3 separate regions of the Homo sapiens genome follow, and all the other regions are linked to region 2. A link is a contact called in ENCODE Hi-C or POLR2A ChIA-PET data. All regions are on one chromosome and are shown on one strand. Each heading gives the region's core, a stretch centred on a gene start or an enhancer-like site at or near the end of the contact. The rest is flanking DNA. Distances are from core to core; before and after follow the strand shown. Region 1 has its middle 13 kb from the start of TIMM29. Region 2 overlaps SMARCA4 (SWI/SNF related BAF chromatin remodeling complex subunit ATPase 4). Region 3 overlaps SMARCA4 (SWI/SNF related BAF chromatin remodeling complex subunit ATPase 4).

Region 1 (2,700 bases), core at 66-2,565, 38 kb after region 2:
TCTCACCTCAGCCTCCCCAGTATCTGGGACTACAGGCACATGCCAGCACATCTGGCTAATTTTTGTATTTTTAGTAGAGACAGGGTTTTTACTAAATTTTTCATATTTTTAGTAGAGATGGGGTCTCCCTATGTTGCCCAGGTCAGTCTCAAACTCATAGCTCAAGGGATCCATCCACATTAGCCTCCCAAAGTGCTGGGATTACAGGCATGAGGCACTGTGCCCCACCGTGACAGTTTACTTCATTGTGGTCATCCTCTTGATATTTTGAAAGCATTCAAACTCTACAGTGGCTTTTATATAATTAAACAACAATTTTAAAGAGATGGAGGTGTCACTATGTTGACCAGGCTGGTCTTAAACTCCTGGTCTCAAACTCCTCGTCTCAAGCAATCCTCCCATCTCAGCCTCCCAATGTGCTGGGATTACAGTGTGAGCCACCACGTCCAGCCTATAGTGGCTTTTGTAAAAACCCCTACAGAGTGAGGCCTATCATATTATTTCAAAAGCCTACACCCAATATCTAACTGTTCTCAGAAGAAATAGGGAGACTTTTCAGAGCATCACTACCTAAGCAAGGTCACAGATTGGAGCCCCAGCTGGGAGGAAACAGAGCTATCAACATTAGATGTGCCTCAACAAAGACCAGTGCAGTCCCTGCAGGGGATGATGAAAACTTTTCAAAGCCAGCTGTCCCACGAGTAAAGTTTAAACCAATCCACAGAGCACAGATCCTACACTGATAAGCAATAACACTACAGCAGAACTCAAGCAATGGAAAATCCTACAAGTTTTAGCATGAATAACATCCACAAGAGCTGGGTTATTAGAGCAGAGCACCTCTCCCTGGTTTTGATTCAAAGAACTTGCCAGAATTTAAATTAATTATTTTTTCATGTAATTATTTGCTGCAAGGCTGGGCACGGTGGCTCACGCCTGTAATCCCAGCACTTTGAGAGGCCGAGGCGGGCGGATCACAAGGTCAGGAGATTAAGACCATCCTGGCTAACACGGTGAAACCCCGTCTCTACTGAAAATACAAAAAAATTAGTCATGTTGGCCTGGCTGGTCTCGAACTCCTGACCTCAGGTGATCAGCCCGACTTGGCCTCCCAAAGTGCTGGGATTACAGGCGTGAGCCACTGTGCCCGGCCCCTGCATTTTATTTCAATGGAAGGATGTCTAACTTAATTTTCCCACAAATGGTTTCCAGATCATCTCTCATTCAGGGCAAACACCAGATCAGGCCTCTACAAGGAACGACAGATTAGTGCAGCTGGGAAATGGGTAACACCCACCTGATAGAGAAAGGGGGTTCTTGCTCCCTCTAGTGTTCACCACACACTACAGATGTCCTGCTGTTCCCCTGTAAGGCGACCAGTAATACCTACCATGTCAGCTTTGAAATAACCAAGATGTCACTAAGTAGATGGGTGAATAAACCAACTGGGGTCCATGCAGACAATGGAATATATTCCGTAAGATAATATATTACACTAGAAAAGAACTAGCTGCTCAGGAGGCTGAGGTTGGAGGATCACTTGGCCCAGGGGTTCGAGACAAAAGCCTGAGACCCCATCTCCATGAAAAAAAAAAAAAAATTAGCTGGGCCTGGTGGCACATGCCTGTAGTCCCAGCTACTCAGAAGGCTGAGGCAGGAGAATCGCTTGAACCCAGGAGGCGGAGGTTGCAGTGAGCCGAGATTGCGCCACTGCACTTCAGCCTGGTGACAGAGCTAGACTCCATCTCAAAGAAAAAAAAAAAAAAAATCTGCCGGGTGCGGTGGCTCACGCCTGTAATCTCAGCACTTTGGGAGGCCGAGACGGGCAGATCACGAGGTCAGGAGATGGAGACCGTCCTGGCTAACGCAGTGAAACCCCGTCTCTACTAAAAATACAAAAAAAAAATACAAAAAAAAAAAATTAGCTGGGCGTGTTTGCAGGCGCCTGTAGTCTCAGCTACTGGGGAGGCTGAAGCAGGAGAATGGCCTGAACCCGGGAGGCGGAGCTTGCAGTGAGCCGAGATCCTGCCACTGCCCTCCAGCTTGGGCGCCAGAGCGAGACTCCATCTCAAAAAAAAAAAAAAAAGCTCCATAGGTACCTACCCTGTGTTCACTTTATCTTATGGAAAGTGACCATTTACTGGGCGCCAGACGAATACATAATTGACTATCCCCCTACCTGCTCCTTTTCTGTAGGAATATGTGAATTACATATGGATACATTTGGGATACATTACATATATGGATTTTATTACACATGGACACATTACTCTCCCATTTGCCCTCCAGCCCACTTTTCCCCTTTAAATACTGAAGCCCTCAAAATAATTTTTGGAGAAAGACACAGATTATGAACTGTGTCCGTGATTCTATGTTTCGTTCTTTTTCTCTTTTTCTTTTCTTTCCTTCCTTTCCTTTCCTTTCCCTCCCTCCCTGCCCCACTCCTCCCTCTCTCCCTCCCTGCCTCCCTCTGTCTCTCTCTGTCTCTCTGTCTCTTTCTGTCCCTCTGTTGCCCAGGCTGGAGTGCAGTGGTGCACAGCGATTCTCCTGCCTCAGCCTCCTTAGTAGCTGGGATTACAGGTGCCCACGACCGCGCCCGGCTAATTTTTGTATTTTTAGTAGAGATGGGGTTTCACCATGTTGGCCAGGCTGGTCTCAAACTCCTGACCTCGGGTTATCTGCTCGCCTTGGCCTCCCAAA
Region 2 (2,857 bases), core at 182-2,681:
TCTGGAGGCAAAATCTGACCTGATTCTGCTCCGTGTGGATATTCGCACATTCTGCTACAGAAACAGGATCTGTCTGATTATGAGATGCCGCCCTGGCCTCTGCCATGTGACAACAGTCTGAACCTTGCGTTTATGTTACTAAGATGCTGATTTTGGAGCCTGAAGCCTCTGGTCCATGGGTATGTCTGCAGGGAGGATGCGCCTGCAGCTACCTCCATAGGTGGGAAGCCCAGCAACGTGGGCACGGCCAGGGCAGGGGGAGGCACTGGCTCCTTGGCGCTCCCCTCTGGGCCTTCTGTCCCCACAGTCTTCTCAGGTCCACAGAGTGTTGCAATGAGGTAGGAAAAGGGACAGCAGGACTGCCACATACTTCATAGATCCTGTGATATTCAGGGACCTATAGCTTCTTCCTCACTTGAAGGTCTTTATTCTAAGTCAAATAAACTGAAACTGACAGCAAAATACAATCCAGCACGCCTGTAATCCCAGCACTTTGGGAGGCCAAGGCAGGGGGATGGCCTGAACCCAGAAATTCAAGATCAGCCTGGGCAACATGGCAAAACCTCATCTCTACAAAAAATACAAAAATTAGCCATGCTTGGTGACACATGCCTGTAGCCCCAGCTACTTGGGAGGCTGAGGTGGGAGGGTTACCTGAGTCCAGGAGGTTGAGGCTGCAGTGAACCATGACCGCACCACTGCACTCTAGCCTGGGCAAAAGGGCGAGACGCTGTCTCAGAGGAAAAAGAGAAAAAGATCCAGGTCATTGAGGGCAAACCATCTTTTCCCTCTCTGAAGGTGGACAAGCCAACGAGCATACACTGGGAAGTGACTGAAATTATAGCTCTCCTCATTGTACATTTTTTTTTTTTTGAGACAGAGTCTCACTCTGTCGCCCAGGCTGGAGTGCAGTGACATGATCTCTGCTCACTGCAACCTCCGTCCCCGGGGTTCAAGCGATTCTCATGCCTCAGCCTCCCGAGTAGCTGGGACTACAGGCGTATGCCACCTAATCGTACTTTACACTGAGCATTAGAACTTCTCCCCTCTCCCTTCCATCAAATCATGCGATGCCGTCACAGCCTCCAGGAACGGCTCCAACTCAAAGCAGCGCTAACTTTGTCAACGGAAAAACAGAGTACACTGAAGATGCTGCCCCAAAAAACCATTTTGTGCCCGAATAAGGCAAGTCTGCTTTTTAGAAGCACGGGGTTTCACAGAGGCTTGTTAGAATGGCCTCTCCTCCTGAAAATGCTGCCTCTAGAGTCAGGCTGCAGTGAAACAGGAACGCGGGTGCCACCAGCATCCGCAAATTCATTTCCGGATTGAAAGCTCAGACACGTGCAGAGTGACAGTAAAGGGGATCCCAACAGCCCGGGAGTGATGCAAAGCCATCCCCAGCAGTATCGCCCAGTGCCAAAGCCTGTGATGAGGTTGCTGGTGCCTGCACTTGAACAAGCACTGGCCGACTTGCAGCACAAAGTGGAGAGCCGTGGAGCGACTCCACGTCCTCAGCTCAGTACTGAGGGGAGCAGCGTGTGATTCTGCTTACTCTCACTGACTTGTACATGCCCTGATCGCAGGATCATAGGTGAACAGCTTGAAGAACACTGCGTCAGACATCCCTCCTGACGTTCCAGAAGGCATTCTTGGGCCCCCCCAGTCAATACCACTCTCCCAGGGAAACCACTATTTTGACTATCACTGTGGCTTCCTTTCACCTGTTATTGAACTTCCAATAAAATGACGGGTGTGGTGGGTCACGTCTATAATACATATATTATATAATATACAATATATACTTATAACATATAATATATGTAACATATAAATAATATAATGTTGGGGGCAGTGGGTCATACCTATAATCCCAGCACTTTGGGAGGCCAAGGCAGAAGGATCGCTTGAGTCCAGGAATTCAAGACCAGCCTAGGCAACATAGCAAGACCCTGTCTCTACAAGTTTTTTTTTTTAAATTAGCTTATACTCAGGAGGCTGAGTAGGGAGAACTGTTTGAGCCCAGGAGGTCAAGGCTGCAGTGAGCCATGATCGTGGGCAACAGAGAAAGACCCTGTCTCAAAAAAAAAAAAAAAAGACAATCACACAGGGTCACCATGTCTGGGAGAGTCATCCGTTCTTTTTATGTGAGCATTCTCATTTTCATAGACATTGTACTCTACCAGGTTCTGGCCAGCACAAATCAAGCTGCTATGAGAGTCATTTGGTGAACACATGCATTGGTTCTTCTTGGGTGTCCAAGAATGAAACTGGTGGTTATAAAGGGAGGCATAAACTTAGCTTTGCTAGTTTTCCAAAATAGTTGTATCATCTACACACACGGTCCCACCTCCCACACAGGGACAGCATTCCAGGTGCTCTTCATCAACCCCAACACTTGCTGCTGTCAGTCCTTACAACTTTTAACAATGTTGCCAATGTCCAATCGCATCTTCTTATGGTCTTCATTTGCATGTCCCTCACAACTAATGGCACGGAGCACCTTTCTGTATGCTTACTGGCTATTGAGATATCTATCTATCTATTTATTTATTTATTTAGAGACAGAGTCTTGCTCCATCACCCAAGCTGGAGTGCAGTGGCGTGATCTCGGCTCACTGCAACCTCCGCCTCCTAGGTTCAAGCGATTATCGTGCCTCAGCTTCCCGAGTAGCTGGGATTACAGGCACGCACCACTATACCTGGCTAAAATATATATATATATATATTTTTTGTATTTTTAGTAGAGACGGGGTTTCGCCATGTTGGCCAGGCTGGTCTTGAACTCCTGATCCACCTGCATCAGCCTCCAGAAGTGCTGGGATTACAGGCACGAGCCACCACATATGTGGCCGGTATC
Region 3 (2,700 bases), core at 201-2,700, 56 kb before region 2:
GGCACTTGTAAATAACTTACAATTCAATATTAAGATAAATATATTTTAAATTTGGGTAAAGGATGATGTGACTAGACATCTCTTTCTAGAGGATACACAAAGGGCCAAGAAGCATATGAACAGATACTCCACACCATTAGCCATCAGGGAAATGCAAATCCAACCACACTCAGATGGCACTTCATACGTGCTGGGATGGCTAGAATCAGCGGGCGAGGGAACAGCAAGGGTTGCTGAGGATGTAGAGAAAGAGGAATTCTCATACACAGCTGGTGGAACTGTGAACTGGCGTAGCCACCAAGGAAACCAGGCTGGGGTCCCTCAAAAGGTTAAATAGAGAACTAACATTGTTCCGGCAACTCTACGCCTAGGCACATATTAAAGAGAAATCAGATATTAAAGAGAAATCACATATTAAAGAGAAACGCGTGCACGCAAAAACGTGTACGTGAATGTTCACGGTAGTATTGTTTGTAATAGCCCGAAAGTGGATACAACCCAAGTGTCCATCAAGAATGGACAGAAAAACCGAATGTGACAAATCTGTACGAGGCAGGATTATTTCACCATCAAAGAATGCAACACACCTGCTGCATCATGGGTCAGCATGTTACATTGCGTGAAAAAAGCCTGACACCAAAGCATCCCACGCTGTAGGACTCCACTGACAGGAAACGCCCAGAACAGGTAAAACTATATGGACAGAAAGTACATCAGTGGTTGCCTGGGGCTGGGGAGAATCCATGAATTACCAGGAATGGCAAATCGGGGCAGGGCTTCTTTTGGGGGCGATGAGAATGTTCTAAAATGGACTGTGGTGAGAGATGCACAACTCTTGGATACACTGAAGATGATTGTATCATATACCCCAAAAGGGTGAACTGTATGGTATGTAAATTACACCTAGAAAAAAATGTACATAGAGCAGCCACGTATGAACTGATCTTAAATTTAAAAGGTACTCACTGCCTCAAATATGCAGGGCTGAGCTGGGCACCGTGGCTCATGCTCGTAATCCCAGCTACTCTGCAGGCCGAGGCGGGTGGATTGTTTGAGCCCAGGAGTTTGAGACCAGCCTGAGTGACACAGTGAGACCCCCACTTTACAAAAAATTTAAAATTAGCCAGGCGTGTTGGTGTGTACCTGTAGTCTGAACTACTCAGGAGGCTGAGGTGTGAGGATCACTTGAGCCCCCAGGAACTGGAGGCCAGCCTGGGTAACACAGCAAGACTTTGTCTTTATTAAAAAAGAAAAAAATGCAGGGCCGGTGACACTCATACAGCAGCCAAACAGCTCTGCTGTCACACAGGTCTGTGGCAGGGCTCACACTGTCTTTTCAGGGTTTCTCTTCTGGGTCCTGGAGCGCTGTGCTTGGGAGGCTGGCTGGGGAACAGGATGGCCTGTCTGTCACCTGGGCTCCTGGTGTGTTTCAACAGCGCCCTCTGGTGCACAGCTTGGCAGGCAAGCTCATGAGTCTGGGCTGCTGAGGTCCCAGGAGGGAACCGGGGCTGTTTGGCCACATGGGCTAGGCCACATGGCTCTTTCCTGGGTGTGGCACTTTGCATGGCATAGCCAAAAGCTGCCACCTGCCTTCTCGGAATTATTGCTTCAGGACATTTTTATGACACAACTTCAGGGATGGATTCTGAATCATCGTCTCTATAACTCAGAGCCCCTGAGCTGGGAAGGGGTCTGATCTGTCACCGTAACCCCAGTGAGGACATCAGTGCCAGGCATCTGTCACAGTGTGCCTTGGGCTGGGAAAGTTGGGTCGGGTGAAGCCCCAGGAGCACCGCACGACTGACTCAAAGACATCTGCAGCTGCTGTTGCAGGGCCAGCTGCCATCTGCTGAGAACGGGCCCTCACGTCAGCTCCACAAGCAACTGCCAGCCCCGTGCAGCACCTGCCAGGTTCAGAGGCCCTTGGGGGCTTGCCCTCTCCTCCCTCCCCATGACTGAGTCTCCCCAGCTCATGGGGGGGGACTTGCCCAAAGTGAGGCTGCCTGCAGCCAGCAGTGCAACGCTTTGCAGGGCGCCTCAATAGTCCATGATTCACCCTTGTGCCTCCCTCCTGGCAGGTACTGGGAAAGCCAGCAGTCCACTGAGATCAGCAACATGATTTTTAACCTCGGGAAGAGGTAAACCCTTTTACTTGAAAGACCAACCATAACCAGCAGCAGGTTTTGAGCTGCTCAGGAACCGTGGGTCCTTCTTGCATTCCAAGGCAGAGCCAAAAGGACCTGACCATCCCTGGCCCACATCGGAAGGCTCTCGGCTGCCTGCGGAGCCTGGCCAGGAGTGGCCCAAGGAAAGCATTTTGGACCCAGGCCTGAGTCCTGGCGGTGGGCCCTTTGTCTCCCCAGCCCTGCCTGGCGCTGGCCTGCGGCAGCTGCTGGGCCTCTCCAGCATGTACCTTGAGCCACTGCTTCTCCGTCAGTGAGTCGCTGTAGTCCACCTCCTTGCGGTGGCGGGAGCCACGGCCGAACATCTTCTCCTCCTCCTCCTCACAGGTCAGCCGCTCCACCTCCGCGTCGTCCTTGATGATCCACGAGGGGAGCTCGTCCTCCTCCATGAGGCGCGGCTTCCGCTTGGGGTTGCGGGCCTCCTCGCGCCTGCGGTCCAGGTCCATGCGCTGGTGGGCAGGGAGGCAACGGGAGAGGCATCAGCATGCAGGCACCAGGGGCACGCTAGAGCCAGAAC

Evidence for each region. Hi-C counts contacts between places; a loop is a spot of excess contacts on that map. ChIA-PET counts read pairs that join two places held with the same protein, here RNA polymerase II (POLR2A). Pooled maps may share reads with other maps.
Region 1: a loop to region 2 is called in a map of OCI-LY7, with 6 times the contacts of the local background. The contact joins two enhancer-like sites. A Hi-C loop is called at or near these places in 26 of 168 maps with a recorded cell type or tissue (CD4-positive, alpha-beta T cell, CD4-positive, alpha-beta memory T cell, CD8-positive, alpha-beta T cell and 17 more), 17 of 37 single-sample maps with no recorded cell type and 30 of 50 pooled maps. POLR2A ChIA-PET finds 5 or more read pairs at or near these places in 21 of 52 experiments (AG04449, B cell, BJ and 17 more).
Region 3: a pooled map shows a loop between it and region 2 (2.0-fold over the local background). The contact joins two enhancer-like sites. A Hi-C loop is called at or near these places in 2 of 168 maps with a recorded cell type or tissue (astrocyte of the cerebellum and endothelial cell of hepatic sinusoid) and 2 of 50 pooled maps. POLR2A ChIA-PET finds 5 or more read pairs at or near these places in 6 of 52 experiments (AG04449, CD4-positive, alpha-beta T cell, H1 and 3 more).

The regions. Positions count from the first base shown.
Region 1 is chr19:10,940,831-10,943,530 of GRCh38, reverse strand. No RefSeq gene overlaps it. Among named protein-coding and RNA genes, the nearest start is that of TIMM29, 13 kb to the right of the region's middle. Within about 2 kb of position 1,315, at least 4 of the 41 ENCODE cell types and tissues checked have a DNase peak (open chromatin) inside an H3K27ac peak, as active enhancers do; they include OCI-LY7, where a contact is called at or near this core.
Region 2 is chr19:10,978,650-10,981,506 of GRCh38, reverse strand. All of the region lies in intron 1 of SMARCA4 (SWI/SNF related BAF chromatin remodeling complex subunit ATPase 4), which reads right to left. Among named protein-coding and RNA genes, the nearest start is that of SMARCA4, 19 kb to the right of the region's middle. Within about 2 kb of position 1,431, at least 4 of the 41 ENCODE cell types and tissues checked have a DNase peak (open chromatin) inside an H3K27ac peak, as active enhancers do; they include OCI-LY7, where a contact is called at or near this core.
Region 3 is chr19:11,034,846-11,037,545 of GRCh38, reverse strand. It overlaps SMARCA4 (SWI/SNF related BAF chromatin remodeling complex subunit ATPase 4), which reads right to left. Exons shown (of 35, transcript NM_003072.5): 29 at 2,414-2,632. Among named protein-coding and RNA genes, the nearest start is that of LDLR, 53 kb to the left of the region's middle. RefSeq lists an enhancer at 1,162-1,321. Within about 2 kb of position 1,450, at least 14 of the 41 ENCODE cell types and tissues checked have a DNase peak (open chromatin) inside an H3K27ac peak, as active enhancers do.